2 separate regions of the Homo sapiens genome follow, and region 2 is linked to region 1. A link is a loop called in an ENCODE intact Hi-C map of the cell type or tissue named here. Cell type or tissue: OCI-LY7. All regions are shown on one strand. Each heading gives the region's core, and the rest is flanking DNA. Links, peaks and the distances in the headings are about the cores only.

What was found. A loop is a pair of places that touch in the nucleus more often than their neighbours do. Peaks named below come from ENCODE experiments on the same cell type or tissue, not always from the same donor. Only the 100,000 strongest peaks of a DNase experiment are listed, where the experiment ranks them.
Region 2: a loop joins it to region 1, with 9 times the contacts of the local background. A loop is called at or near these places in 5 of 110 quality-filtered maps.

The regions. Positions count from the first base shown.
Region 1 is chr7:43,065,710-43,081,044 of GRCh38, reverse strand. It overlaps LOC107986790 (a long non-coding RNA gene), which reads left to right and starts at 4,666. Exons shown (of 3, transcript XR_001745189.2): 1 at 4,666-4,766; 2 at 9,057-9,191; 3 at 10,291-12,244. RefSeq lists an enhancer at 2,843-3,635 and a silencer at 7,421-7,715. In OCI-LY7, for the core only: a CTCF peak has its summit at 9,149; DNase peaks (open chromatin) are centred at 7,566, 8,304 and 9,144; H3K4me3 peaks cover 1,740 bases; H3K27ac peaks cover 4,313 bases.
Region 2 is chr7:43,252,978-43,268,312 of GRCh38, reverse strand. All of the region lies in intron 3 of HECW1 (HECT, C2 and WW domain containing E3 ubiquitin protein ligase 1), which reads right to left. Among named protein-coding and RNA genes, the nearest start is that of MIR3943, 110 kb to the right of the region's middle. In OCI-LY7, for the core only: CTCF peaks have their summits at 6,650 and 6,858 (motif pointing right); a DNase peak (open chromatin) is centred at 6,862.

The DNA of each region.
Region 1 (15,335 bases), core at 6,938-11,937:
TAATGAGGATTGACTATAAATGTTAAAAGATATTCTGGTCTTTCTGCTTCTACTATCTACCACATCAAGTCCCTCTGCCTGGTGAGTGATTTTGATGACGCACAGGTATAATCACATCATTTCCCTACATTTTTACCACCCATTGATGTCTACTTCCTACAGAATGTACACAGCAAATATGTATTCAGTGCTGACCAAGTGTCAAACATAATGTCATAGAGTGGGATCATATGAGATACTGTACCTGAAATGTACTTTTGGATCTGTTGATGTATTGATGTGCATTGATGTCTGCCCTGATGTACAGTCAGAGGTTGAGTGATGGGCTGCACCTGTGAGGAGCTGGATTAAGATGTAATTTCCCCAGTGTCTCTTGTTCTTAAGTTTTAAATCCACAGACAAGAATCTGGTAGAATGGCTTTTTATATAAAACTGTAATATAGGTAGCATACAATACTACCAAAGGGCATTTTTAACTTGTGGATACTACAGCCACCTAGATCCAACCTGCCATCATCACCATGCTTACTCTTATTCCCTGTACTGTGTTGTTTCTGGTGGTTGTAATCTCTGAATGCATGTAGTGTTTGAGGAATAGCACATAGGTTGGAAGGGGCTAATGTGGGAAGAGTGTCTCTAAAGAGGAGAAGAATGGGAGTGAGTTCTTTCCTTACAACATGAGCTGGAGAGAGGAGGGTTGCTCAGCCCTCAGAGGGGACTAGTATTCGGGGTGCTGGGGGGACTAATCAATATACACCAATGTGCCCAGTCTGTGGGAAGATGTTTTAGTGCTGTACCATTGACAAAAGATCATAGAGCTTTGAATAATAGCATATCTCTGGTTACTGGTGTGACTTAAAGATTATAATAACTATTTTGGAGCTATTTTTTAAAATTGGTTCATAATAATTGTAGATATTTATGGGGTACATATGTTATTTTGGTGTGTGCACACAGTGGGTAGTGACCAAATCAGGGTAATTGGGATATTTATTGACTCAAACATTTATCATTTCTTTGTGTTGAGAGCATCCCAAATCTTCTCTTCTAGCTAATTTGAAATATACAATAAGTTGTTGGTAACTATGGTCACTCTACCATGCTACTGAATGCTAGAATTTATTCCTTCCATCTAACTGTGTTTGCATACTCACTCAAACCTCTCTTCATTTCTCCCTCCCTTCTTCCCTTTCCAGCCTTTGGTGTCTATCATTTTACTCTCTACCTCCATGAGATCAACTTTTGTAGCTCTGATATTAGTGCTATTTTGAATGACATGATTCTCTTGAGACTTCTGTAGGAGCCTGGGCCAGTGAGGGAGCCCAAGCAGTGTCAGAGACTGAATCCTCTGCCAGCAATTCAATTAAACTTGATTTAGAAAGTAAGAACAGATTATATTTCTTACATCCTGTGTGATGGTGTAAAATTCATAAGACTTGCTATGAAGTCTTAGGTGTTTTACTTTGCCTTTTTAATTCTCGAATTTTCTCATCTGTAACAGAAGTATAGTAATTCTTACCTTGTAGTGTGTTTTTGGAGCTTAGTGATTGTACGTGTAACGTACCTGGGAGTCAATAGCAGGTCTCAGCACACGATGCTCATACAGTAGGGCTCTCTCCTTCCATCTGCTGAGTTCTGTTTTTTCAAGGTTATCACTAGCTGTCAAGTGTTTTGTTCTGTCCTCTTTTAGGTGATGGTCAGTCAGGTGCAGCCACAAGAGGGAACACAGGAGAGGCACAAGAGAACAAAGTATGTTATATTCCCAAGTTCTAGAGCAGGGGTCACAGCAAATCATCAGGGTCACAGGGGAAGTGCCGGGTTTTGGTCAACTGGCCGAGGAAAGTCAAAGCCAGTATTTTTATTCTGGATTTTGCAGAAACGGAAAGGCAAGGCAGGGGAGGCAGTGTAGAGTTGGCTAGTTTGAATCATTTCGGTGGGCTCTAAACCAAAAAGGTGGTCCCTAGTTGCCCGGAACCTGGCCTGGGGTAATAAGGCAGATAATGTTGCCTCCTCCTCGGATGGAAGAGGAGGTATGGCTCCGGCTGGTTAGTTTGCATATCAAAGGCATGCTCCTAGCTAAGTTCTCTGTTACCTCCAGGAACTGGCTAGCCCCAGGAGAGTCAGTCTGTACTCAGAAAGAGTATTTTAAGATGTCAAAACGTTGTAATACACAGAAAATGAAAAAATATGTACATGATACACATTTATATTTTCCTATGTTCATTTTTGTGAAAGTTTGCAGCCATGCATTTATGCAGGTACATCAATATTTTGATGGGGTTGTATCATCATTTTATACACCAGTCAGTCTAGGGTCCCATGGGTTGGCTGGTTTGCCATCCCATTTACTTCAACCACACCTGGGAATTTATTCCCACTCTGATCCAAGAATGAGCAGGAATCCCCTTTCCTTAGCTGAAATAATTGCCCACTTTAAATACTTTTAGTTTCTGATTTTAAAGATATATATTGATATAGGTATAGGTATATAGTGTAAACTAAAAATAAAATCCCAAGCTCCATACTGACTGAACGGACCCCCTCTTGGCCAAGAGTACCCCAGAGAAACTTTAAAAATTGAATCCCCAGACATGACGGGAAGGGAGGTGGAACACGCCTTGTTACACCCCCTCCCTTTTGGAGTTTAGGCACAACTGACTGGCATTAATGCTAAAATAGAGATCATAACATTAACAACAACAACAAAAAGAACATAACATTAACTGTTTGTGACAATAAGACACCAAATTATAAACAAAACCTAAGGCCATGCCAGACAATGGTTAAGTCACACACCCCTATACGTCACTCTGACCCATGTTAACAGAATTTCTTATCTTAAACATTCCTTTCTGCTGACTCCGAATTTTTACAGAGTATTCTTCCTTTAACCATTTGCAAATTGAAGAATCTCTGCATCTATCTATAACCTGGAAGCCCCTACTTGAAGATATCCCACCTTTTTGGGCTGAATCAGTGTATATCTTCCATGTATTTGAGACAGCCAGGGAGGATGGGGTTCCCAGAGAAACTCCAACTGGCCTGCACACTGGGGCGGAGCCACAGAAGTCTGCACCCTTTGCAGCGGGGTGGAGTTGGCTCCTCCTCTTCCTGTGTGGAACCTGCAATTCAAGCTGCCGGCCGGAAGCTCTCTAGCAGGGACTCTGACCTTGTAGAGGATCCCTGTTTCCCCTGTTTTTTCCCTTTTCACCCAATAAAACCCTGTCTTACTCACCCTTCAAACTGTCTATGAGACTAAGTTTTCATAGCTATGGGACGGACAAGGACCCTGTCTTTAGCTGAACTAAAAAAGTCCTGTAACATTTTTGGCTCCCAGTGTGGGGCTTGAGAAGCAGTGAGTGAAATGGGGACTCAAAAACTCTCACTGTTGCTTCTGAGCCTTTTCATCCTCACACTTCTGAGGATGGAGGAAACCATTTCGCTCCCTCCACCCCGCCCCGTCACTCCCGGGCCTTTTCATGGCCTTTTCTTTCCTTTTTTGGGAGGGACCCGTGAGCAGCAGCTCCCCTCCACCCGCTATTCCCTGCCTGTTCCCTGCTGGGCCTAGGACGCATGGCCCAAGGGTCCGGCACAGCTGGCTGGCTGGTTCCCAGCCACGCACTGCTGCTGCAGTCTTCCCCTTCCCTGGCCAAGGGGTTTAACTCTATTGGACAGTAATTAAGCTTAAGCTTTTTTCCCTGCTGGAGGAACCAGTTGCATAAGAATAAGAGGTTCTTCTCCAGGCATTTAAAAACTGTTTTTTGCTTCCACTTCTCTACCCCGTCAGCAGTTAACTTTTAAAGTTGTTTTTTTTTTTCTTTTGGAAGACTTTTTTTACTAGGCCAGGTCCCCCAACTATCACTGTTTGTACTCTGTAAAGTTTTGCTTGTGAAAAAGGATCTTGTGAAGACTGGGTTTTCTTCTGTCTCTCTGTGTGTGTATTGTGTGTAACGTCTGTAAAAAGAGCTCTACTTAATTTGCCCTAAAGAAAAACAAGTGCTTGGATCAAGTATTTTTTTAAGGAAAGTTAAAAGCTGTGGTACCTTTCAGTTCACGTGACTTTAATCTTTGAGAAATAAAAACAGCCTTAAAGATTATTGGTTAAATGCAGGTCAGATGTGAGACAAGAAGTCTTCTTCAGATCAAAGGTTTTTCTCGATTGAAGCGTTCGTGGTCTCACGGGCTTCAAGGAATGAAGCTGTGGACCGCAGCGGCGAGTGTTACAGCTTGATTAGAGAAACGCACAGACCCAATGAGTGTGCGGTAGCAAGACTTATTAAAGCGAAAATAAAGCTTCCACGTGGTGGAAGGGGACCCGGAAAGGTTGCCGATTTTGGCTTGGGTGTCTTATGCTTATATCCCATTATGACCCCTCCTCTTTTCCTTTTTCTGTCCTATAGAATTAGCTTATGTTCTATCCACTTGTGGGTTGGCAGGCCTGATTGGTTAAAAACATCAGGCTGCAGCTAGAGCTTAAACGCCCTATATGATTGGTTGAAGTTTCAATTCCTTAGCTTGCAGCTGTGACTCATTTTGGCTTAGGGGAAAGTCCCCTTTGATTGGTTGACGTTTCAAGCCCTTAGCTTGCAGCTGTGACTTATTTTGGCTTAGGGGAAAAAATCCCCTTAGGGAAGTCCCTAGGGACCCAGGAAGTCCAGCCAACTTAGCCACTTAGTCCCTCAAGATGCAAGGTTTGCTAAGTGTTTTGAGGTTGCAAACTGACTTCTGGGTTTTGAGAACTATTTGACTTTCTGGCTTCACAACTGGTAAGACCTGGGGACGTAAGGAACTAACCGCGTCCTTAACTAAGAGGGCAAAGCTTAGCTGCAGTTAGCACACAATTAAAGCAACTTACCAAGTTTTACCTTAAAGTTAAAAATAGCTAGGAGTTAATTGAAACTACTAGAAATAGATTTGCATGCAAGGTGTGTAAGAACAGTAAAATGTATTTTTTAGTAAAAGGTTATAAGAAGGCATGGAAATGTAAACTTTTGCCTAAAGTTTTTAAGGATTAAAGGATTAAAGGATTTTTTGAGTTAAATCAGGAAAAAGCTGAAGGTTCAAAGAAGGGGTAGAAGAATTACGGAAATCAATCTTGCAGAAGAGGTTCTGTGTGTGAACGTATTGACTAAATTCAAAAAAGGGTATTATATGGTTTTTTCTGTAAATTGAGCATTGAAATAAAAGCATAACAAGGTTTCCTAAGGCGTTAATCTGCTCTTTGGCAAAATTTTTAAAGGATTATAAAAGATTTTTGATTATTTAAAATTTCGAAGTCATCTTTTTGGCAAAATAAATAACTTATGGTAATCTGGAATTCTATTTCATAATATCAAGTGTTTTAAACATATTTAAAAGGCTGCCCAAAATCGACCTTAAGTTTTAAAATTGTCTTTCCTGACACCTGGCTTTTTGAATACTTCAGAGGGCCCATGAAGTGTCCAGAAAAGAGGTAAAAGGAATTATTTAACATGTTTAGGTACATGGGATTGCCAAAATGATGCTCAATCTTCTTTAGGTTATATTTTGGTGAATAATGCTAATATATGTTCCAAAATTGTATGGGATTATCTAAAATTCTAATGTGCAAGTATATGCTATCCATCGTAATTAGGGTTGTTATGTTAGGTTATTGTAAACCGTGGAAATAACCAAACTTCTTTGTCAATCGTTGTTTCTAACAGTAACTATCCTGGACATTTTGCTATTCACAGACAATTGTTGTCTTGTTTTAATCCTTTTCAAAAATGGTTTATAATGAGCTATAGAACTTTAACAGGTGCTCTCAAATGCAGGCTTCTGATAACTTTAGAGGTTGTATCACTGGAATAAAGGAAAATGTATAGGACTCATAAAGAGCTGAAATGTTCATGAATAGCAAGCAAAACAAGAATTAACTAACTGGACTGAACTCAGGAAGCTGAAGCAAATCTTTTTGACCTTTGCTTGGAATATTTCTGATCCTTGTTTTATTTTTTCAGAGTCAAGGAAACTTATTTTGAACTATTTACAGCCTTTAATAAGTAAGTTATACACTCCTGTGATAAAAATTTGGAGCACGTTTGTTTCTCTCTGCCTGAATCCTCTAGAATTTGGAAACTATTTGTGAATATTCTTATGGCAATATCATTGTTTGCATCAGTGCAATAAGAATCCATTTTTCTTTTGCAACAGAACACAATTGGAGAAAGTCGTTATTTTACCAAGGATTTGACTGGAAGGGTATGCTTCCCTTTAAGGAGTCAATTTTGACTTGCAGAGCCAATAAAAGCCCAGTGAGGAAACTGGTCTCATACCCTTGTCTATGCAGTCCGTGTACAGGGTTCTTGACCTGTGGTCAGTAAAGAATGTCACTTTCTAACAGGTCCAGGAGCTCCAAGTTTATTATGGGACCTTAAGAGGAAAGGATCACCCAACTCACAGGGTTTTGAGGATACAAACCCATGGTTGGGCTCAGTTTTAAAAGGTCTTATCTGAGATTCCTTGTGGAACAAACTTCCATCAAAGCCAATCTAAAAGGCCTAATTAGAAAGAATTATTCTTGCTGCACTTTATGCAAATAATCAGGCCAAGTATAAGACTAAAATTTATTTTGTAAACCATTCAGTCCTATGATGATTTTTTTTTAACAAAAATGAGGACTGGAGAGAGAAATCATGTTTCAAAACTTATACATTTGTCATTAAATTCTTTTTTTATTATACTTTAAGTTCTGGGGTACATGTGCAGAACATGCAGGTTTGTTACATAGGTATACATGTGCCATGGTGATTTTCTGCACCCATCAACCTGTCACCTACATTAGGTATTTCTCCTAATGCTATCCCTCCCCTAGCCCGCACCCCCTGACAGTCCCTGGTGTGTGATATTCCCCTCCCTGTGTCCATGTGTTCTCATTGTTCAGTTCCCACCTATGAGTGAGAACATGCGGTGTTTGGTTTTCTTCCCTTGTGTTAGTTTGCTGAGAATGATGGTTTCCAGCTTCATCCATGTCCCTGCAAAGGACATGAACTTATCCTTTTTTATGGCTGCATAGTATTCCATGGTGTATATGTGCCACATTTTCTTTATCCAGTCTATCGTTGATGGACATTTAGGTTGGTTCCAAGTCTTTGCTATTGTGAATAGTGCCGCAATAAACATACATGTGCATGTATCTTTATAGTAAAATGATTCATAATCCTTGGGGTATTTACCTAGTAATGGGATTGCTGGGTCAACATTTGTCATTAAATTCTAAACTCATTCGTTGTTTTTAAGTTTTTGCCTACATTTTAGACTAACCCTGCTTGCTCCTATGAACCAACCAGCAATCCCTGGCTGCAGCTCAGAAAGAACAAAGGGGATAGGTAATGTAGAAATTCAGATCAATATTCTAGTTCTGAGCAATTATCCTACAAATCCTGCCAGGTAATGGAATAAATAGGATGCCCATCACTCGGAGGTTTCCTTTTGGGAAAGTAAGACCAAGGGAGCTAACAAAAGCCAAGCACCATGCACCCAAATTCTGTCAAGCATAAATATAGCTACCAGTTATCTGGGTGTGTCACAAGACATCCTTTTCTCTCTTGTTGGAGGAGGACTCAGTTCCACAGCTTCACTTTTGCATTCGGCTTATGATAAGAAGTCCATGCAACCCCCGCTGAGACACATTTTTGTCCCAAACTCAATTCCAAGCATCGGGTCAAAGCCCTAGGAAAGAAAACTGGATCTGAGGGATCCAGAGGCAGACAATAACAGAAATTAAAAGGCACAACACAGGTAAGCGTGGCTGATTCCTGCCGATTAAGCCAACCCCAGGCTTCCTGTTTCATGGATAAAGACCACATTAATATCCGTGGCATAAATGAGGTCTAGGGAATCCAAGGCTGCTGGCAGCAGGGGAGATAGGGCATATGTGGATAAGAGCGGATGATTCTCACCCACTAGGCCCCCTGCTTCATGGGTGCAAGCCGCTCTTCCACCCAAGGTGGCACCTGCCAAGGTTGCTGGGACTTGGGGATGCAAAGATGGAAGAGGAAAGAGGATGCTTTTCCCTCTCTCCCTCATGTACCTCTGAAGAAGGAATTTATGAATTTTACAAGTATAATCAAAGACAACCAAAAATGTTTACTTTTTCCTTCCAAAGCTAACTGTAGTGTAGCCCCACCCCGTAGTGTAAGTTAGAGAAAAATACTAACTGCCTGTTTTTCCTTTTGTGCTCAGCGAGCCTTATCTGTACTTGCTAGTTTCACATTCCTTGAGGCTCAGCGAGTTCCTGCTTCACCTCCCTAGCACAGCTGCAAAGTTACAAGGTTGACACAGAAATGGTTTATACAGTTAATGGTTTCCCAAAGATGTGAAACATGTAATATAAATAAATGTAAAAGACTGATCAACTGCCTTTGCTCTCACTTCTGTAAGTACACTTCCTGCATCACATAGTTCCCGGCCACTGGCTGCTTAAAAAGTGGCTGTTTTCTTTGTCCGGGGCTCAGACTTTCCTGGACGCTAGTCCTACTGAGCCAGGTGATCACCTTTTAATAAAGACCTTTCCTGGACTCACTCTGTTCGGTCTCTCCCATCTTTGATTGTCCCACAATACCTTGGGTATCTTCTAGGAAGAGAAGGGAACCAGGGATGCCTGCCCCCCTCTTTCTAGATGGGTAGCCATTCGCCTTCAGTCTGTACCCCTTTTGAATGCATCCTGAACCTCTAGGACTCCTTTTAAAAAAAAAAAACACCTTCTTTTTTTCCTTTCTCCTCCTCTGTCCTCTTCACTGATAGGTAATTGTGTCTTCATACTATGGGACACTCCCCTCAGAAACATCCTCCAAACTGGAAAGAATTAATTTCCCAAACCTTAACCTGGCTGGCTTAGGAATGGGCTCAGGGGAAGGGAACCCAGAAGACTGACATGCTGGCAAAAGCGTAAAGTTTTTTCTTAACCAGTTGGGCTTTTGGCCTTGTGCAAACTGGTAAAAGGCCTTGGAATTTTTGAGCTGTTCTTACCCCTCTCCTTGTTTTGTTTTGATACATGTTTTCTAATAAGCTGGTTTGTCTATTCTTGCCTTCAGGCCATCAAACTACAGTCAGTCATGCAACAGGAGCCTCTGATGACGACCCTTTCTGCTGGGAACCCTTAAATAGGCCTCTGAGGGAGCTCTGACTGCGGCTTCCCCCAAAACAGCGCCCCCTGTCAGCAGGAGGCAGTTAAGATCGCTCTTCTTCCTTATCCTTATTCTAATGGCAGTTAGATGTACCTCTCTAGAGCGGGGAATGAGACAGCCAGGTGGGAGGGGGTCCCCAGAGAAACTCCAGCTGGCCTGCACACTGGGATGGAGCCACAATAGTTCACATCCTTTGCAGCAGGGAGGAGCCAGCTCCTCCTCTTCTGTGTGGAACCTGGAATTCAAGCCGCTGGCGGCAAGCACTCTAGCAGGGACTCTGACTTGTTGAGGATCCCTGTTTCCCCCTTTTTCTCCCCACTTTTCACCGAATAAAACTTTGTCTTACCCACCCTTCAAACCGTCTTTGAGCCTAAATTTTCATGGCCCGGGGACGGACAAGGACCCTGTCTTTAGCTGAACAGACCTGCAAAATATTGATGTCTTTGCCTGTAACTCTTGCCTCCCCGAAAGGTATAATACTCAACTGCAACCCAGCTCCCTCAATATTTTAAATCTTTATTGTAAAAACATCTTATTTTAAGAAATGGGATGTGCAAGGGAAATGGTAATTATGTTCCCAAAGCATCAATAATTTCAAAAAGAGAATGCAGGGGAAGATTGCTTTCCATAGTTTTAGCATAGAAAGTTTAATACTCTATCACAAACAAGGCACCTTCTCCCTGTAGCCCTCTGCAGCTTTCAGAGCACACTGTGATACAATTTCAAAAGGAAGCCACTTTTATAAATTCATACCCACCCTGGTGTGCAACTGAAAAAAGTGAAAAAGTAAAACCCACTTTCTCAGGACCTCTTGAGACTGTGTTCCCCCGCCATGGTCACTCATATTGGCTCAGAATAAACCTCTTTAAAATATTTTACAGAGCTGGTTTTTCTGTTAACAATGCCTATTTTATCAGTTATTTTATTCATTTACCCCTGAAATCTTAAAACAGACTTAAGGAAATTCACAAATACCAATAGATAAGATAAAGCTACGTTAACAATAAGTAAGGAAGGAAATATGGGCAAAAGAAAAATAAAGCAGAGAGCTGGGATGCCAGATGGCTTGAAAGTCAAACATATGTAAATAAAAAGCATTAATAATCATCTTAATTATATTCTATGTTATATTTTATTTCAGATAATGGAGCTATTTTTTTCTTTCGTTGTCCAAGTGGAAGATGTTAAAAAAGAAACCCTCAATGGTAATGCAGTTTATACCAACTTCACACAATCTGTTACACTCATTGATCCGTGGAATAATCATGACACTCAAATGAATTTGTATGCTGGTATTTACTATGGGAATGTAAAAAGAATATTACACTAGGTTTTGACAGATTTGGGCTAACAGGTAAATCTTTATTGTAAAAGATTTTATTTTAAGAAATGGGATGTACAAGGGAAATGGTAATTATGTTCCCAAAGCATCAATAATTTCAAAAAGAGAATGTAGAAGAAGATTGTTTTCCATAGTTTTAACACAGAAAATTTAATACTCTATCAAAAAGAAGGCACCTTCTCCCTGTAGCCTCTGAAGCTTTCAGAGCACACTGTAATACAATTTCAAAAGGAAGCCACTTCTATAAATTCATACCCACCCTGGTGTGCAACTGACAGCTTCAGAGGTAACATTATTGACTGCTTACACAAGAAAATCTTCATGCAATGCAAATTTAAATTTCCAAGCATTTAATATTTTTTCAAGATATTGTAGAACCAAAAATTAGTAAATATTTTTTAAAGTCCAGCACCCTTTTGAGAAAGAATAAATCTTCTTATTTATGGCCTTGCTTTTATCATATAATAGTTGAATCTGTGTAATATTTTCTTAAGTAATAAGCATAATAACAAAATTAATACCTGTGAATCTAGCACTCAAATTGTGAACTCAGATCTTCCTAGTCTCACTGGAGTTACCTGAGTCTTACAACCCCACCACCTGCCGCACCAGAGGTAGCCATAGCACAGAAATCCATAGCTTTTATGTATGCGTAGATCTTTAAACATTATGTTGTTCCCCTTTACTTGTGCTTGAGTCTTAGAAAAAGGCACAATACTTTATTTAGTTCTCTGTAATTTGATTTTATTTATTTACCATTTTAAACTGAATAATTACTTCTAAGATTCATCCATTTTGTTCCATTTAGCTACAATTTATTATACACTAGTGAAATGAGTATTTTGCATACTAAATAAATATTCTACATTAAATAATAATTCATTCTCTCATCAATCAATATCAGGTTTTTTCCAATATTTTGAAATACCAAATAATGCTACTATGAGTATATTTGTATATATGACTTCTGGAACACATATTCATGAAAATATACTTGAGAATGAGATTTCTGGATCACAGGAAACTCAAGTATTTAACTTTTTCAAGTAATGCCAAGTTGACGCTCCCATAGACAGCGTGCATTTTCTTCTTTTGCATTCTGACACTTGGTATTGTTAGAGTTCTTATGTATTTACCCATTTAACAAAATTATGTTCTCGTTTTGAATTTCCATGACTACTAAGCATCCACTAAGCATACTTCCCTATCACTCTATCTATCTATCTATCCATCCATCCAACTATCTACCTATCATCTACCAGTCATTTTTGTTTTGTTTTCTATAGAATGCCTGTTCATGTTTTACTCCTTTTCCCAGTGGATTGTCTTTTATGATTAAATCATAAGAATTTTTATATTTCTGGATATTAGTCTTTGTTGTAAGTTCTCTCAGATGATGGCTTATCTTTTTGTTTTCACTATGGTGTCTTTTGGAGAACAGTAAGTCTTAATTTTAGTTTCTTAACTTTTATGTTGGTGGCTTTTGGGTCTTATTTAAGAAAAAATTTCTTAAAGTCAGAAAGATAGTGTCCTATATTTTCCACCAAGTGTTTAAGTATGACTTTTATATACCTTTTAAGTCACTAATCCATTAAATTTTCTGTATGGTATGAGAGAGAAATTCAATTGCATTTTTTTCCATGTGGATAAGCCAATTACCCCTGCACCATTTATTGACAAATCTATCCTCCTCCCACTGATGGGCAATTGCACCACTGTCACATATCAAGTCTCCTTCTATGTATTTGTTTGTTTCTGGGTTCATTATTTTGTTGCCTTGGTCAGTATGTTTAATTCTGCATTAAAAACATATTTTAAAACTTACCATTTTCAAAAACTTAAAACTGTAGAGACAGAAGGAAGATCAGAGGTTGCTGGGGACAGGAGTGGGGAAAGGGATTGGCCACAAGAAGACACGAGGATATTTGAGGGAGGAGGTCACAGAAATAATTTATAACTTGATTGTGGGGAGGATTATATGGCTGCATACATTTGTCAACACTCAGAGCTGAACAAATTTTACTGTAACTTAGAAACATTTGCAAAACAGTAATTTTATATTTTGTTATTTTTCCTCATAAATGACTTCACTCTTCTTGGGGTTTTGCTTCTCTGTATAAATTTTAAAATCCTATTTTGACAAGTTTCACCAAAAATAAACCTGTGGGAATTTTGATTGAAACTGTGTTGAATATAGATAAATTTTTGGAATGTGGCATCTTATCCATGAAAACAGTATATTTCTCCTGTTAAGACTTTTTAAATGTCATTTAATAATTAAATATTAAAAATATTTTAGAGCCAGGTGTGGTGGCACATGCCTGTAGTCCCACCTATTCGGGAGGCTGAGGCAGGAGGATGGGTTAAGCCCAGGAGTTGGAATCTAGCCTGGCCAACAAAGTGAGACCCATCTCTAAAAAAAAAAAAAAATCTAAATATTAAACATTAAAATATTCTATATACATATGGCTGGATTATTAAACTGTTGTCTCTTGTTTCAAGCCCACCCTTCTATACCCTGCCATGGATACTGGACTAAGTCTCTGCAAACTGTATTTCTGCCAAATGGCTTCCTTTTAGGTTCCATAATGACGGATGCTGGGGAAGAATGGAAGGCAGGAAGGGAGAAGAGCCTTGTGTTCACTCAAGCAATGGATTTTTACCGTGGCAGGCACATTTGGTTCTGGAATAATTGGTTCCAGTTTCCAGCTCTTTTTTTCCATTCTCAGACCCGATTTAATCGACTTAATCATATCACCTTAAAGGTATAATCATTACCTTGGTAATTTCTGTTTCTCAGAAACCTAAGCCCTATTCTCTGGGTCCCCTCTTCAAAGATTGCGAAGCACCAACACATGTCAAGCAGTCCTTTCTGACTGGTGTACAAAAGTGCAGTTGACAGCTGGGAGTGGTGTCCAATGCCTGTAATCCCAGCACTTTGGGAGGCCTAGGCTGGTGGATCCCTTGAGCCCAGGAGTTCAAGATCAGCCTTGTCTACATGGTGAAACCTCATTTCTACAAAAATTGCAAAACTTAGCCTGGCATGGTGGTGTGTGACTGTAGTCCCAGCTACTCAGGATGCTGAGGCAGGAGGATCACCTGAGCCTGGGAGGTCGAGGCTGCAGTGAGCCCTGATCACACCACTGCATTCCAGTCTTGGTGACAAGAACGAGATCCTGTCTCTTAAAAAAATAGCAATTGACTTAAATCTAATAAGCTTACGTCTGGATACCTTGCTATACTCTCACATTTATCATGATTTGCATGCAGATTCTTTGAGATTTTCTATATGGACAATCATATTATATACAAATAATGACAGTTTTGTTTATTCTTTTCTATTCCTTATGCCTTTGTCTCTCTTTCTTCTTTCTTTCCTCTTACTCTGCTGAATAAGATCTCCAGTATAATGAGGGATACAGGATATCTATTATGGCCACAGTACATATCCTAGTTTTATTACTGGCTTTAAAGGGAAGACTTCTAATGTTAAATCATTAATAATATTTATTATTTCCTGTAAGTTTTTTTGTGGACATCATTTAACATGTTAAGGAAATACCAGCTTGGTCAACATGGCAAAAACCCGTCTCTACTAAAGATGCAAAAATTAGCTAGGTGTGGTGGTATGTGCCTATAATCCCAGCTACTCGGGAGGCTAAGGCAGGAGAATTGCCTGAACCCAGGGGGTGGAGGTTGCAGTGAGCCGAGATTGCACAACTGCACTCCAGCCTGGGCAAAACAGCGAGACTGTCTCAAAAAAAAAAAAAAAAAAAAAAAAAAGGAAATAATACACTTATATTCATGATTTGCCAAATTTTTTATCAGGTACAAGTGCTGAATTTTTCAAAAGCTTTTAAAAAATGTATTGAAATGATTACATTTTCTGAAATTTTGTTCTTCTTGAGGAGAACTATATTCATAGATTGCTTTAATGTTTATCCATCTTTGCATTTCTGGGGTTTGTTTATCTCTCTTGGCTGTGTTGTATTATCTATTCTTGTACATGACTAGATCATATTTACTATTATGTTGTTTAGGATTTTTAAATCTCATTTATGGATAATTAATTTTTTCCTTTCTCACAGTACCATTTTCTGATATTGGTATTAAAATAGAAAGTGTTCTCTCTTTTACATTTCCTGAAAAAAGTTTGCATAATATTGGAAAGATCTGTTCTTTGAAAATTTCCTAGAACTTGACTGTAAAACCATCTGAGCTTGATGTTTTTGTGGGAACACTATAGGTTTCTCTAATGGTTAGAGAAGCAGTCAAGCTATTTCACCCTGAGTTAGGTTTTTTATAAGCTATATTATTCTCAAATTTTATTTTTATTTTTTTTATTTTTGAGACAGCATCTTACTCTGTCACCCAGGCTGGAGTGCAGTGGTACTCTGCATTGAGTGAGTGCAGTGGCTCACTGCGGCCTTGACCTTCTGGCCTCAGCCTATCCTCCTGCCTCAGTCTCTCGAGTAGCTGGGACCACGGGCATTCACCACCATGGTTGGCCAATTATTTTTATTTGTAGAGATACGGTCTCCCTGTGTTGCCAAGGCTACTCTTGAACTCCTGGGCTCAAGTGATCTGCCCACCTTGGCCTCCCTAAGTGCTGGGATTACAGGTGCGAGCCACTGTGCCCTGCCTAGGATTTTATTTTGTACACATTTTAAATTGTGTTGGCATTAAGTTGTTCATGGTATTTTCACCTCTTATCTTTCATTCCTAATTTATTTATTTGTGCATCTCTCTCCCTCTCTTCCTTTTTTTTCTCTTTTCTTTATTCATCTTGGCAGAAATTTGTCATTTTATAGGGATGTTCTGAAATTCAGCTTCCACCTCCGTAT
Region 2 (15,335 bases), core at 4,851-9,850, 190 kb before region 1:
GTGTAAGGATCCCTGCCACACACTGTTACAGAACACTGCGAGTCTCCTTCTAGGATTTATCTCATTGGCTTATGTAACTAATTCTGTAGCTGAGTTGGAAATGTCTGTTTCCCCGAGGAGAAAGTAACCACCCTGAGGGCAGAGACTCTGCACACACAGGATGCCTAGTAGAGTCTCTTGCACTTTAGAGAGACTCAATGAATATTTTAAAATAAATGCGTAAATTATAAGTTGTTGGTTTTGATTTACTAATAATTTAAAGGGATTCTAGCACCAATATGAAGTGGCAAGTGTTCTATATTTGTCTGTGATAACTATCAGGTGAATTTTGTACTGCTTGAAAGTTTATCAGTATTCATTTGTGAAATGGTGTGGTTCTGAAAACTTCATTAAAAATTATCTGGCAAGTTTTATAGTTATGTTCATAACTTCAGTGTTTTGAAATTTTCTACTTCTTAAGTATGGTAATTTTCTAAGGAAATTAACTCATCAAGTCTTTCAAATATATTATTAAAATTCTGAACATAAAAATTTCTATTAATATTTCTCTTTGAACTATACATAATTTTATATTCCTTTTCTGATTCTAATCATGAATATTTGTTTTCTCTTAATTAGCTATGCCAGAGTGTTTGGTCCCCCAAGTAAATATTTTTAGATTTATTTATCAATGCCACTGTTTCACTATATTTTGTTTATAGTTTATTAATTTCTTCTTATATTTTAGTTATTTAATTTTTCTTTCCCTAGGTTTCTTTGGCTGAGGGTTTTCTAATTTTTTTTTACTTGAACACAGTTATTTTCTTTTCTTTCATCTTAAATAATAAAAACATACAGAACTGTGAATTTTTCCCTGTAAATAATTTTAGTCACATCTGCTAAGTTTTAATGTATAATTATTATATTGACATTATTTCCTAAATAGTCAAATTATGGCTTCAATTTCCCCTTTGGCCAATAGTACTTTTCAATCTGAAAATGTTTGAAATTTTAAAAATCATTAATGTCTAATTGTATTGTGATCGGAAAATGTGCCTTCAATAATTTCTCCTTTTTGAAATTTATTGAGGATGTTCTCATGCCCCAGTAGTATATTGCTAATTGTATAGATGCTTTATAGATCCTTGCAATGATGACATAGTCTATTTCATGGCAAAATGGTCAGTACAAGTTTTAATTGTAAATATTATTTGATTTTATGTAATATTATTTATCTTTTTTATGTGCAAAATAATGAATTAAAACTCCCAACACAATTACATACATTTCTGCTAACTTCTAGCAGTTTTTGCTTTACCTATTTTGATTCTATACTATTAGGAGTGTAGAGGATCATGGTCCTTTGTCACTGTAGATTATAACTTCATCAATACAGAATAATCAACTTTGTCCCATTAAACACTTCTCCTCCTCAAATCTCACTAGATTTCATATTAAGCTGACATTTATTTATTTTACTTTTATGTCTTTACTTTTAATCATTCCTTTTGCGTGTCTCTTTTAAATAGAATATAGATGAATTTTGTAGTTTGGTCCAGTTTGAGAATTTTTCTGTTGTTAGGTGATATTTATTTACATTTATTCTTGAAGGAGGTGTGCGGTATAATAAAAATATATATTTTATTTGGTCTTTATTTGTTCCTAGTTCCTGGCATAGAAGTTCTTAAAACATTTCCTGAGGCCGGGCACGGTGGCTCACGCCTGTAATCCCAGCACTTTGGGAGGCCGAGGCGGGTGGATCATGAGGTCGGGAGTTCAAGACCAGCCTGGCCAAGATGGTGAAACTCCGTCTCTATTAAAAATACAAAAAATTAGCTGGGCGTGGTGGCAGATGCCTGTAAGCCCAGCTACTCAGGAGGCTGAGGCAGAGAATTGCTTGAACCCGGGAGGCGGAGGACGCAGTGAGCCAAGATCGCACCACTGCACTCCAGCCTGAGTGACAGAGTGAGACTCTGTCTCAAAAAATGAAAACAAAACAAAACAAACAAAAAAACACTTCCTGAGTGAGAGAAGTGTCTTTTGTTACTCATAATCAGCCCCTTCACCCCTACCAGAGTTTATGGTAATGAGGTAGCTCTTGGTAGGTCCCTAGACAGCTTCAGGATGGGGGGCTGTCAACAGAGGAAACAACCATGTGACAAGAGGGTGGAAATTTTTAGCCCGCCCCTTGACCTTGGGAGAATGGGAAGGGGTAGAGACTGATCCAACAATCAATGGCCAGTGATTTAATCAATCATGCCTACATAATGCAGCCTCCATAAAAAACCCTAAATGATGTGGCCCAGGGGTGCTCCCGAGCTGGTGAATACACCTGGGTGCTGGGAGGGTGGTGCACCCCACCCTCCAGAATCCACACCCCCCCTCAAGTTTCCTCTTCATCTGGCTGTTCATTTGTACCCTTGATGAGAAGCTGTCATAGTAAGTATAGTTCTTCCCTGTGTTTTATAAGTCATTCTAGCAGATCATTGAACCTGAGGGGGGAGTTTTGGGAACCTTCAAATTTGTAGTTGCTTGGGCAAAAGCATGGGAATCCTGGGAACCCTGTTTTCGGCTGATGCCTGAAGTGGGAGCAGCCTTGTGAGAATGTGCCTTTAACCTGTAGGATTTGGGCTAACTCCAGGAGTGAGTGCCAGAATTGATTTGAATTGTTGGATACCCAGTTGGTCTCAGGGAACTGGAGAATTAGTGTGGAAGACCAGATGTTTGGTGTCAGGAGTGGTGTCAGAAAAAAGACAACAAAAGGTGTTTTAAACTTATTAGCATGAACCTTATGAAATTGCCATTTTTGTAGGTCAAGATAGCAAAGTATGAACAATTTTATACATTTCAACATAAACTTATGTTATCTGATATTATAGCTTCTCTTTTTATGCTTCTGTAATAAAATCTGTGCTCTTCTTTAGGCTGTCTGCTCTCAGCTACCCAGCACAAGGCAGGATGACACTTCCTGGCCCGCTGTGGTTAGGAGGGCCATGGGACCAATTCTGGCCAATGAGTTGTAAGCAGAGTAGGTGTAGCTTTCATGCTGAGGTGTTTAAATGGCTGTGCAGAACCCCAGAATTCTCCTTACCTCTGAGATGGAAACTGGCAACCTCAGAGATGGTGGCTGTCACCAGGACCAAGAGCGGCTAGAATGAGCAGAGCTACCCTCCCGACCCATAGACTAGGACAATGAGCAAAACATGGTCACCTGTTTAAGCCACTAAAATATGAGGGTTGTTTGTTTCCATGATAGAAGCTAGTGCATCCTGACCTACTTTCTGTCCATTTTGTTTTCCTAATTTCTTGACTATATGAAAATATACTTTTGCATCCATATTATCAAGTTTTCACGGTAAATAAGAAAAAATGGAGGAGCAAATTCAGTATTCCAAGTCATCTAGACTAATTATCCTCAGATATTTTAGAAGGGGAAGCAGACTGCAAGAACTATTTCTCGACAATAGCAATTTTTTTTTTTTTTTTTTTTTAAACCGAGTCTCACTCTGTCGCCCGGGCTGGAGTGCAGTGGTGCGATCTCGGCTCACTGCAAGCTCCGCCTCCTGGGTTCACGCCATTCTCCTGCCTCAGCCACCGGAGTAACTGAGACTACAGGTGCCCGCCACCACACCTGGCTAATTTTTTGTATTTTTAGTAGAGACGGGGTTCACTGTGTTAGCCAGGATGGTCTTGGTCTCCTGACCTTGTGATCTGCCCGCCTTGGCCTCCCAAAGTGCTGAGATTACAGGCGTGAGCCACCGCGCCTGGCTGACAATAGTAATTATTTTTTACAAAAGACAGATGCTCTATTGAAGAAAAACAAACATAAAAGCAAAATGTAGAGATTTATGGCTAAAGTCAGTGTGGTATACATAGAAAATGGAATACTATTCAATCTTTAAAAGGAGTAAAATTCCGTTATTTGCAATAACCTGGATGAACGTGGAGGATGTTCAGGTTATATGTTAAGCAACATAGCCAGGCACAGAAAGACATATGCTGCATGATCTCACTTATATGTGGAATCTAAAAAAGTCAAATTCACAGAAGCAGAGAGTAGAATGGTAGTTACCAGAGGCTGGGGGAAGGGGGAGGGATGGGGAGATGTTGGTCAAAAGGTATAATGTTTCCGTCAGTTAGAATAAGTTTTAGAGATCTATTGCGAAGTATGGTGACTGTAGTTAATAATAAGGTGTTGCATATTTCAAAACTGCAAAAACAGTAGATTTTAAATGTTCTCACCACAAAAAATAACTATGTAAGGATGGATATATTAATTAGCTTGTCTGAATCATTCCACAATATAAACGTATATAAAAACATAACATTTCATCCCGCAAATATATATTTGTTGGGATAATCCCACAGTTATTATTTGTCAAGTAAAATTTTTAAAAATTAGAGATTTGTGCATTTTTATCATTACTTTGTGATTTGTGAATGGTAAATAATAAAATTAAGAGGTAAGGAGTGGAGAAACATGAACTTAAATAAAAACAATAATAATGCTAGAAAGAATACAACAAATCCTGCAGCCTCTTCTTCTTTCTCTTTCTTTGGTCCCCTCTCTCTCCCTCCCTCCCTTCCTTTTGTCTCCTTCCCACCTTCCTCCCTCCCTTCTTCTCTGTTTCCTAGTATTTCTCCTTATGTTTTCCTTCCTATTAACAGAGCTCAGGGCCAGGAGCAGTGGCTTATGCCTGTAATCCCAGCACTTTGGGAGGCTGAGGCGGGCGGATCACAAGGTCAGGAGTTCAAGACCAGCCTGGCCAATATGGTGAAACCCTGTCTCTACTGAAAATATAAAAATTAGCCGGCCATAGTGGCACACGCCTGTAGTCCCAGCTACTCGGGAGGCTGAGGCATGAGAATTGCTTGAAACTGGGAGGCGGAGGTTGTAGTGAGCCAAGATGGCACCATTGCACTCCAGCCTGAGTGACAGAGTGAGACTCCATCTCAAACAACAACAACAACAACAAACAGAGCTCAGATTATTTTAGCAATTCCATGGCTTGTTCTGCAGTGCTATGCTGACAGGAATATTTGTAATTTTCTTTAATTCTTTTGTGTTTAATAAGTTAATGAAAACCCCCATCTCTATGTCCTTAAGAGGCAAAAATCTTTGAAGTTTTGAAGCTTTTAGATGCTTCAATAAAATTCCTGTTTCCTCTCTGAGAAAAATAACAATTTTTCTCTCTTTAGAATGTGGAAATTGAACTGTATTCTTTTCATCGCACAGGTAAGTAATTGCGGAAAATGCAGATAAGAAGAAATTATGCAAAATCCTGCTAGCCATCATAACCACTCTTGTCATTTTGATATCAATTCTTTTAAATATAACTATTACATACAAATGTGTAGCCTTCTGTTTTCAACAGACATGTGATGTGACTGTTCATAAATGGGTGGAAGCGACCTCCTTGTACTCAGATCAAGCCATATATGTGTCATGTAAGAGTCTGAGGATGTGATTGAATGGCAGGAGGGCCTGGGGACTGGGAAGTAGGGAGAAGGTGGAAGTGCAAATGGACAAGGATAGTGGCCCAGGGCTGTATACTTTACTTATAGAACATCTCCGGTCTATTTATAGTAGCTATTCAGAGGAAGCAAAGGAGGAAATGGCATTTTAAATGGTAAAGTTATTATTTTTAATAGTTTGTTTCCCCCTAGGAATGCATGTTAACCTCATTACTGCATTGAAGACTCTTTGGAGGAGAAAACTACTTTTCATAGCTTAGTTTTTGTGAGGTAACTGCTAAGTAAGTAATTATAGATTCATTTGAAGGCATCATAACACCAGGGAAAGAACATAGTTTTAAAATCATGAAGACTGGGTCTGAATCTCATCTCTGCCTCCATAGCTATAGGGTCCTGGGAAAGCCCAGGACTTATCCCTGCAGCCTCAGTTTCATCATATGTGAAATAATATCATCAATACCTTGTAAGCTGCTGTGAATGTTAAATTAGATGAAATCTATAAAGTGGCTGATATACAGATATCATTCAATGAATTATAGCCATTGTTTTCTTTTTTCTTGTAGCCTCAATATTTATTGATTTCTTTAGGTTATACACACACACACACACACGCACACATACATATATATATATTTTTTGAGACAGTGTCTCATTCTGTCACCCAGGGTGGAGTGTAGTGGCGCAATCTCAGCTCACTGCAACCTCCATCTCCTGGGTTCAAGCAATTCTCATGCCTCAGCCTCCCAAGTAGCTGGGATTACAGGTGTGTTCCACCATGCTTGGCTAATTTTTGTGTTTTTAGTAGAGACGGGGTTTCACCATACTGTCCAGGCTGGTCTTGAACTCCTGGTCTCAAGTGATTCTCCTGCCTTGGCTTCACACAGAGCTGGGATTACAGGCATAAACCACTGCACTGGACCAGGTTTGTAATTTTTTACTGACTAATTTGGTTAAGCAAGAAATAAGTAACACTGAAAAATTAAAAAAAATAAAAAATAAAAAATAAAAAACAAAACAAAGCAAAAACCTGCCAGTTACTCTTTTGTTATGAGACAGAAGCACTCATTGATGGGCCCCTTACTGTCACAATAAAGATATGATTGATATGGCCAAAATTCAGCAACCACTGAAATCTGAATTTTCGCTTTGTCAGTAGCCACTTGGTAAATAACATCACTGTCACAGAACAAAACGCTTTCCAGTTTGTCCCCTGCTGGTGTGCTTATCCCGTGTGTTTAACTGAAGGTACCATGTAATTGGGGTGGAGTCCGTGCCACATGTTCCTGGAGTTCAGAGCTGCCCGGTCCTGTACCAGGGGCAGCCAGGTCACTCTGCACCAGCTGCATTTAACCCCCAAGGGTTTAAACTGCCTTGCACTTGGGGCAGAGCTTCCAAGGGCCACTAGGGGGCAGCAAACATGTGAGAAAGAGCAAATAGAAGAGAACAAATCCGACGAGGAAGACATGGAAGTCATACTCCTCAGGAAAAAGGTTCTGCCCTCTTCAAAGAACATGCTTGGGATGCTACTCACAGCACAGCAACAGAACTGGAGCTCTAGACATAAGGCTCCTGTTTAAGGGGAAAAAAAGGCAATTTCTTTACATCAAGACAAACTACTTTTCCTATGCCAATAATTTTCAAATATTCATCACTAGCCATAACTTCTCTTATCAGTTCCAGGTCCCTATGGCCACTTGAATGCCTCAGTCTCCTGCGACTCATCCTCATTATACTTCCTTGTAAGCAACCTAGTGCAGAGCCCAAGAACTTGTTCCCTGGAGCCACACTGTCTGGGTTCCAATCCTACTTCAGCATTTACCAATTAATGCTTTGGGCAAGTTAATTAATTTCTTAATTTCCTCATCTGTAAAACTGGGGCAAAAATTGTACCAACCTCTCACTCTTGTAAAAGAGGTTAATGTTTGCAAACTTTCTTAGAATAGTGCTTGGCACACAATAGGCACTATGTGAATGCTTGTTGAATAAAAATAAATAATTCTTGCTCCTTTTCACAGTTTCCTTCATCAGTAAATGGCACCTTCATCCACCCAACTAGATGAAACCTACAAGTCAGTCTTGATACCCCTGTGTCCCTCATCTCCCACATCCAAGCAATGACTAAGTCCTATGACTTCTATCTACTAAATCACTAAATCAACCTTACATCTGTCCACCTCTCTCCATCTTCACAGATACCATCAACTAGTCCAAGCCACCATCATTTCTCACCTGAGCCACTCCTATGGCCTCCTGGTATCTCCTCAGCTACTCTGGTGCCTCTCTACTTTATCCAGAATTTTTCAAACACAAATTTGCTGCTTCATGACAGCAGAAGTGATCTGCACAGCTTAAAACACTTGAAAATCTTATTTTTCTTAGAATGAAAACAATAATCCATATTGTGTCCTATAATGGCTAGTGTGGCTCATCTCTTTTCCTTGCTCCCTGTGTTGCACCTATCTTGCCACTTTTCGGTCTTTCCACGTGAAGTGTTTTCTTTTGCAATGGGGGCTTTGCATATACCAGGAACATCTTCCCTTCTCAGTGCCTACTTAACATCTCACGCTTCTGATCTTAGTTCAGATAGTTCTTTCTTCAGAAAGCCTGTCTTGATCCCTTAACCAGATTGTACCCTCTATTATCTGTCCTCAGAGCATGGTGTATACATCCTCCACAAATTCTTTCTCAACTGGGGATGCCTTTCCATTGCCTTTAGGCATTCATTGTTCTGATAAGAAGTCAGCCATAATTTTTTGTCATTATTCCTCTATATGCAACATATCATTTTTTCCTGTGGTTGCTTTTATATTTTCTTTATCTTTGGTTTTCAGAAGTTTGACTATGATGTGCCTGGGTGTGGTTTTATTTGTGTCTCTACTACTTAGAATTCACTGAGATTCTTGAATCTATAGATTGATATTTTCTCATTGTATCCCATATATTTCAGCTGTTATTTCTTTAAATATGTTTTCTGGCCCATTCTCTCTCTCATTATTCTAGGATTGCAACTACTCACATTTTAGGCCATTTAATAGGTCACTGATTGATGATGGGTAAAGTGTTTTTAAATATTTTTTTTCCCTGTGCTTTAGTTTGAATAATTTCTATTAACCATTCTTTAAGTTCACTAATCTTTTCTTTCAGTTTCTGTTCTGCTGTTAAGCCTATTCAATCCATTATTTACATCAGATGTTTATTTTTACTCTAGAATTTCATTTGTTTCTTTTTTATGGCTCCCATTTCTCTGTTGTAATCCCCCAACTATTTATTCATTCTGGCCATCTTTTTCTGAACATCCTTGAATATATTTACAGTAGATGTTTTAAAGTCTTTCTCTGCTAGTTCCAGTATCTGATCCATCTGTGGGCCTGCTTCTGTTGATAGTATTTTTTCTATTTATTTATCATATTATCTTGCTTCTTTCCATGTTTTATAACTCTAAAAATTATATATTGAACGGTTTTTTTTTTTGGACATGGAGTCTCACTCTGTTGCCCAGGCTGGAGCGCAGCACTGCGATCTCAGCTCACTGCAACCTCCACCTCCTGAGTTCAAGTGATTCTCCTGCCTCAGCCTCCTGAGTAGCTGGGACTACAGGCATGCACCACCACACCTGGCTAATGTTTGTATTTTTAGTAGAGACAGGGTTTCGCCATGTCGGCCAGGCTGGTCTCGAAGTCCTAACCTTAGGTGATCCCCCCTCCTCTGCCTCCCAAGGTGCTGGAATTACAGGTTGAGCTGCTGCTCCTGGCCAAAGTGGACATTTTTTGTAGAAGAATAGTGCAGACTGAAGCATACTATTGTTTGTTTTGTTTTCCTTGAGAGTGCTGACTTTTTCCCATATCTGGGGGCTAAGGTAAAAGAGATCATTCATATTTCACTAAGAGTTGAATTGGTAAAAACAAAAACAAAACAAAACAAAACAAAAAAAACAAACTGGGGTGCACTTCCCACTGCTAGATGTAGGGATTTTCTATCCAAGCTTTCACCCTACAGAAGCCATTCCCTACCATCAGCAATGTAACTGTTGCCCAACTCAAGACATTTGCCTCTGTTAGCTCCAACAAATAAAAATATGTCTCTTTTTGCCAACCAAAAACGACAGGGCCAACAACAACTCTATAAGCACAGGCAATTTAACAAGTACGTTTTCAGTTAGTGCCATTTTTAATTCTAATTATCTTCTGTTAGGTAAAGTGGAGGATTTCTAGCTTTGCTGGGCCAATACATTAAAAAACATTCCAAGTCTGTCCTGGTTGTCTATATTCCCATTCAAGTACACTGGCTTAATCCAGTTTTGGAGACATTCTTGACCAGGATCTACCTGTAAATGAAATATATAATTAGTTCCATAATCTGGTATCCATACGCCTCTCAGTCGCTTTATTGGCACGCTACACTAGAAAAACATGGGGCTTGGGGTTAAACTAATGTGGGTTTGAATGCTAGCTCCACTACTTTTTAATGGGTAATTCTTTTTTTTTATTTTTTTATTTTTTTTATTTTTTATTTTTTTGAGATGGAGTCTCACTCTTTTGCCCAGGCTGAAGTGCAGTGGTACAATCTCGGCTCACTGCAACCTCCGCCTCCCAGGTTCAAGCGATTCTCATGCCTTAGCCTCCCGAGTAGCTGGGACTACAGGCCATGTGCCACCACACCCGGCTAATTTTTTTGTATTTTTAGTAGAGACAGGGTTTCACCATGTTGGCCAGGCTGGTCTCAAACTCATGACCTCAGGTGATCCACCTGCCTTGGCCTCCCACAGTGCTGAGATTACAGGCGTGAGCCACCACGCCTGGCCTTTACTGTGTAATTCTAACATCGCATTAAACTTTCTGATTTTCAATTTTATTATCTATAAAATAGAGAAGACAATATCAGATTCATAGGATTGGGAAGACTAATGAGCATTTAATAATTAATGAGCACTTAATGAAAACCTGCCAAGTGCCAGGAATGTGAAGAGTGCTTCACCCATGTTATCCCACTGAATACCACTATTCTTCTTCTTATTTCTAATTGCATATGAATAAATTAAGACATAGAGAGGCAAAATAACTTGCCTCAAGTCATCTAAGTCAGCAGTGGTAAAACATGGATACAAACCTAAAAACTCTGAGCTGAGAGTCTATACTCTTTAGCCCTTGTGCTAAAATTCCTGGTACTCTGTTGAGGGTCACCTCAACACACTGCTTTTACTAGTAATAATTAATAGTGTTAACATTAACCACACAAATAAAATAAATCCCCCATCAAGTCTGCTTGGTCTAGAGGATGGTGCTTGGTTTTGGTTTTTCACCTCCTCTCCACTGGAGGTTTGCTGCTACCCCTCCATCAGAGTGGGAATCTGACCCACCCAAACCCCATGCCTCTTGCTTCGGGCCCTAATCTGCCTTACTAATATCAGCCTTCTTACCTTGAAGGCAGAACCCTGTTTTACTGCCTACGTTAGTGATTCCCAGAGTGTACCCAACTAATCATGAGTTACTAGGTGATAGGTTAGAAAAATGTGATATAAATGCTGTGTTTCAAAATCCCCTTCTTGCCACATATTAGACTCAGAGAGGTCCTGCAGCAAATACATCAGATCAATTCTGTTTAACTTGGTGTTTCCCAAATTTACTTGACCACAGAACTCTTTCATGACCAACTACTAATAGCTCACTTTGGAATATTAATTAACATATACACTGTATTTGTGTGAACATCTCTTTGTGTCTTGTGCATTCGGGTGGCCCCACAGCCCTTAGTACAATAATCAGTTAAGGCTCACAGAATGAATGAATGAATGATGAAAAGGATGAGTGAGTATCTAATAACAATCATTGTGACACTAACTGTTAATTTGGGAACGGAGAGAGAGTGGGCATTTTTCTTTTTTGTTTCCTGATTTCTGTATCAATATTCTAAAATGCTTAGCTCTCAAGTTAAAATTAAGTCTTACTTGGCATAAATAGAGTTGAATAAGTGATTGTCAATACATGGTTTATATACCTTACTTTCTTTCTTTTTTGTGAGGGAGGTTGTTGGGGGAGGGGAAGCCAGATGCAGAGAAGGGGGATGAAGAATAGCAGGTTCTGTTCTAGGAAATATTGCTTTTAGTGAAGTAGCTTTTACTTATCTTATCACTCCCTTGGCACACATTAAGCTAATGTACTACTTATTAATTATTCCAGTATTTCACCATGATATTATTAATCAGAAATTACTTTGATGTTCATCTTTTCTTTTCTTTTTTTTTTTTTTTTTGAGATGAAGTTTCCCTCTTTTTGCCCAGGCTAGAGTGCAGTGGCGCAATCTTGGCTCACTGCAACCTCTGCCTCCCAGGTTCAAGCGATTCTCCTGCTTCAGCCTCCCGAGTAGCTGGGATTACAGGCGCCTGCCACCACGGCTGGCTAATTTTGTATTTTTAGTAGCGACAGGGTTTCACCATGTTGGCCAGGCTGGTCTTGAACTCCTGACCTCAGGTGATCCATCTGCCTTGGCCTCCCAAAGTGCTGGGATTACAGGTGTGAACCACCGTACCCAGCCGATGTTCATCTTTACTATGTTTTTACTTGGCTTGAACTATAATGCTCCCTTTTCACAGTGCTCCATGAGATCTTCAATGACAAACACAGTTTCAAAACCCACATACTCACTTTTCACATTTACTATTTTGGATTGTATGATAAAGCAAACAGCCAATCATTATTCTTTGCCTTAAAGAATCTCAAAACATTTACGAGGGCCTACTATGGACCTAGAGCGTGAGTTACCTATCCAATAATAGAAGATGGTGTGTGAGATGGTGAGCAGCACACTTTAAAGATTAAAAGGACAGTTTTAGCCATGACAAACTTTAGCTTGTTTTATTTTTCATACCTCTTCATATTAAATAATTAGGTCAGATTTTCTTGGAAGCAGATGACATAACTTTTTATAATAAGGAAAAGAAATCCTTCCTTCTCACCTAATTAACTACAACTCACATTTTAGTTCCTTAACTTCAGTCCAAATAAAGTCCTCCCTCCTCCCTCATGCATGCTCATAGAGCTGTCTTCTTTCCCTTCAGAATATCCACATTTCCTGTGAGTGGAATGGCTTTTCTCCTTCACTAAACTGGAGTCCTGTTAATAAGCTGGGGCTGGCTTGGCTCATCATGTCATCTCCTGCACCTGGCACAGTGCATGGCCCAGAAGAGCCACGTCACAAATATTTATGAATAAATCTGTTGAAAAATACATATTTATTGAATAAATCTTGTTTTTTTTTTTTTTTTTAGACAGAGTTTCACTCTTGTCACCCAGGCTGGAGTGCAGTGGTGCGATCTTGGCTCACTGCAACCTCTGCCTCCTGGGTTCAAGTGATTCTTCTGCCTCAGCCTCCTGAGTAGCTGGGATTACAGGTGTGCAACCATATCCAGCTAATTTTTGTATTTTTGGTAGAGAGGGGGTTTCACCATGTTGGCCAGGCTGGTCTTGAACTCCTGACCTTAGGTGATCCACCCACCTCAGCCTCCAAAAGTGCTGGGATTACAGGCATGAGCCACCAGGCCCGGCCTGAATAAATCTTATTTTATGCAACGGTGACTGAAGTTATCAAAATAAGGTAATGTAGTACCTGGAACAGTACTTGACTCTCTCCAGCTATTTTTATTTCAAACTCTTTTGCTTGGAAGTAGAATTCCAGATGAGGTATTAGCATAGTTGGGTTAGCTCCTTGGATCACATTGGGCACACTTGTCAAGTTTTTGATGCCCTAATTCTTAAATAACATAGAGTTTGTGTTCTAACATCTAATTGTCTTAATTGACTAGGGCATTGTGTTTCCTCTTCTAAACTTGTAATTATGGATCACTGGACTGAGTGTAAAGTAGCTATTGCACAGCCCAGCAAGGAATGACAAAGCTATCCTTAGTCAACAATAGAAAAGGTGATGAGGGGAGCAAACCAAGATGGCAGCCCCTAGTGGGGGTGATTCAACATCCCTTCTTCTAGTGACATAAAAGAAGGTTAGGGTGTATAAATGACTCTAGCAAAGACAAGTTTAGATAGATACAGTTACAGTTGGTTCTGTGGTTTTCAAAAGTAGAGAGTAGCCATCTCTCTGGGCATTACGACCAGTGCTGGAAGCGAAGAGAGATGGTAATTAAACTGAGGTGCAGCTGAGGAAATTCCTGGCTCCTCATACACTTTCGTATATCATATCTAAGAAAGCTGGAAGGCTGAACTCTCTGCTGACAATGGTGGGGGAGGCAAGGGGGCTTTTGTTGAGGTTCCTGCTAGTATGGTGTCAGCAGATTGTATATTGACTTAATGTTTGATTTGTGTGTTTTCCAGTACATTCTCCTGAACTCCTTGACATAACTTTCCAGTAAAAGTGCTTGTCTAGTAAGTCAGATATTTCCAGGAGGGCTGGGAAAGTGGAACCATGCCACCTGGCATTATTTCATAAAATTAATTACCTGAACGAATTCATGAAAAATTGCAAATACAAGTGCTACAATATAGAGTTACTGGGCCATGCCATATTTCTTCTCTCTAACAATTACCTGTGTTATTTTCACTTAAGTGGGGCTTCATTATTTTACTCTCAGTGGTCATTGATTCTCCACTGGAAAAAAAAGATCTTCTGTGTTTGGTCTCCTGGGATTTGAAAAGACCTGACGATAAGACTAAATTGGAGCCTGACTCAGGAAACAAAGACGCTTCCCAGGCAATTGTTCATCTAATCTGGGGATATTCATTACCAGTCAATCAAGATTTGCCTGGAAAATTTCCCTTAATATGAGCTTTAGATAGAAAGACTAGCAGTCAGCACAGACTCAGAGTCCAGAGATCTAAACCTCACTCAAGGTTGCACAGTGGGCAGCTTTAAGCAAGCCCCTCACTTCTCTAAGCCTGTTTCCTCAGTTATAAAATGAATGTATTCATGTGATATCTCTGCATATCTGTCTTTTTTTTTTTCTGAGACGGAATTTCACTCTTGTTGTCCAGGCTGGAGTGCAATGGCATGATCTTGGCTCACTGCAACCTCTGCCTTCCAGGTTCAGGCGACTCTTCTGCCTCAGCTTCCCCAGTAGCTGGGATTACAGGCACCTGCCACAATGCCTGGCTAATTTTTTTGTATTTTTAGTAGAGATGGGGTTTCACCATATTGGCCAGGCTGGTCTTGAACTCCTGACCTCAGGTGATCCACCCTGCTCCTCGGCCTCCCAATGCACATCTCTTAACATTGGAGGGAATGTCAAAGTTGATGATATATTTAAAGCTCTTGGAAAACTGAAGGCACGGAACAAAACTAAGTCAGAGTTATTAAAAGGTGGAATCAAGCTTAGAACAGAGCTATCAGCAGCCATAATAAAATAATAGGGTTTATTCTGACAATCTATGTTTGTGGGCTTCTAAACAGATGTGTACATAAAGTAAGGCTTGTATTTGAGAAATAAAGGAGGCTAGATTTGAGTTTATTCAGTGAGTGTGTAAATGGAGCCTGCATCCTCGCCATCACCACCACCATGGTCATCACCGTCATCATCACTACCAACAAGTGAGCAACAACTATGTGTAGGCATGTGGCAGGACTCTTCCTTCCCTTCATGCTACCGTTCAGTTCTCTCAAAAACTCAGGAGGCTTCTCTGTTACTGTCCTCATTCAAGAAAGGAGGAATGAGAGGCTCCAAGAGGTTGCCAGTGGTTCCCGAAACGGGCTGTGCATCAAAATGACCAGGATTTTTTTTTTTTTTTAAAGTGCGGATGTTTGAGCCTTGACCAGCTACTGAACCAGGTAAATCCCAAGCAGCTGAAAATCCATGTCCAAGCTCCACAGATGATTTTACTGAGCAGACAGACTTGCAAATGACTGGGCTAAATAACTTCTCCAAGGTTACGCAGCTGGAA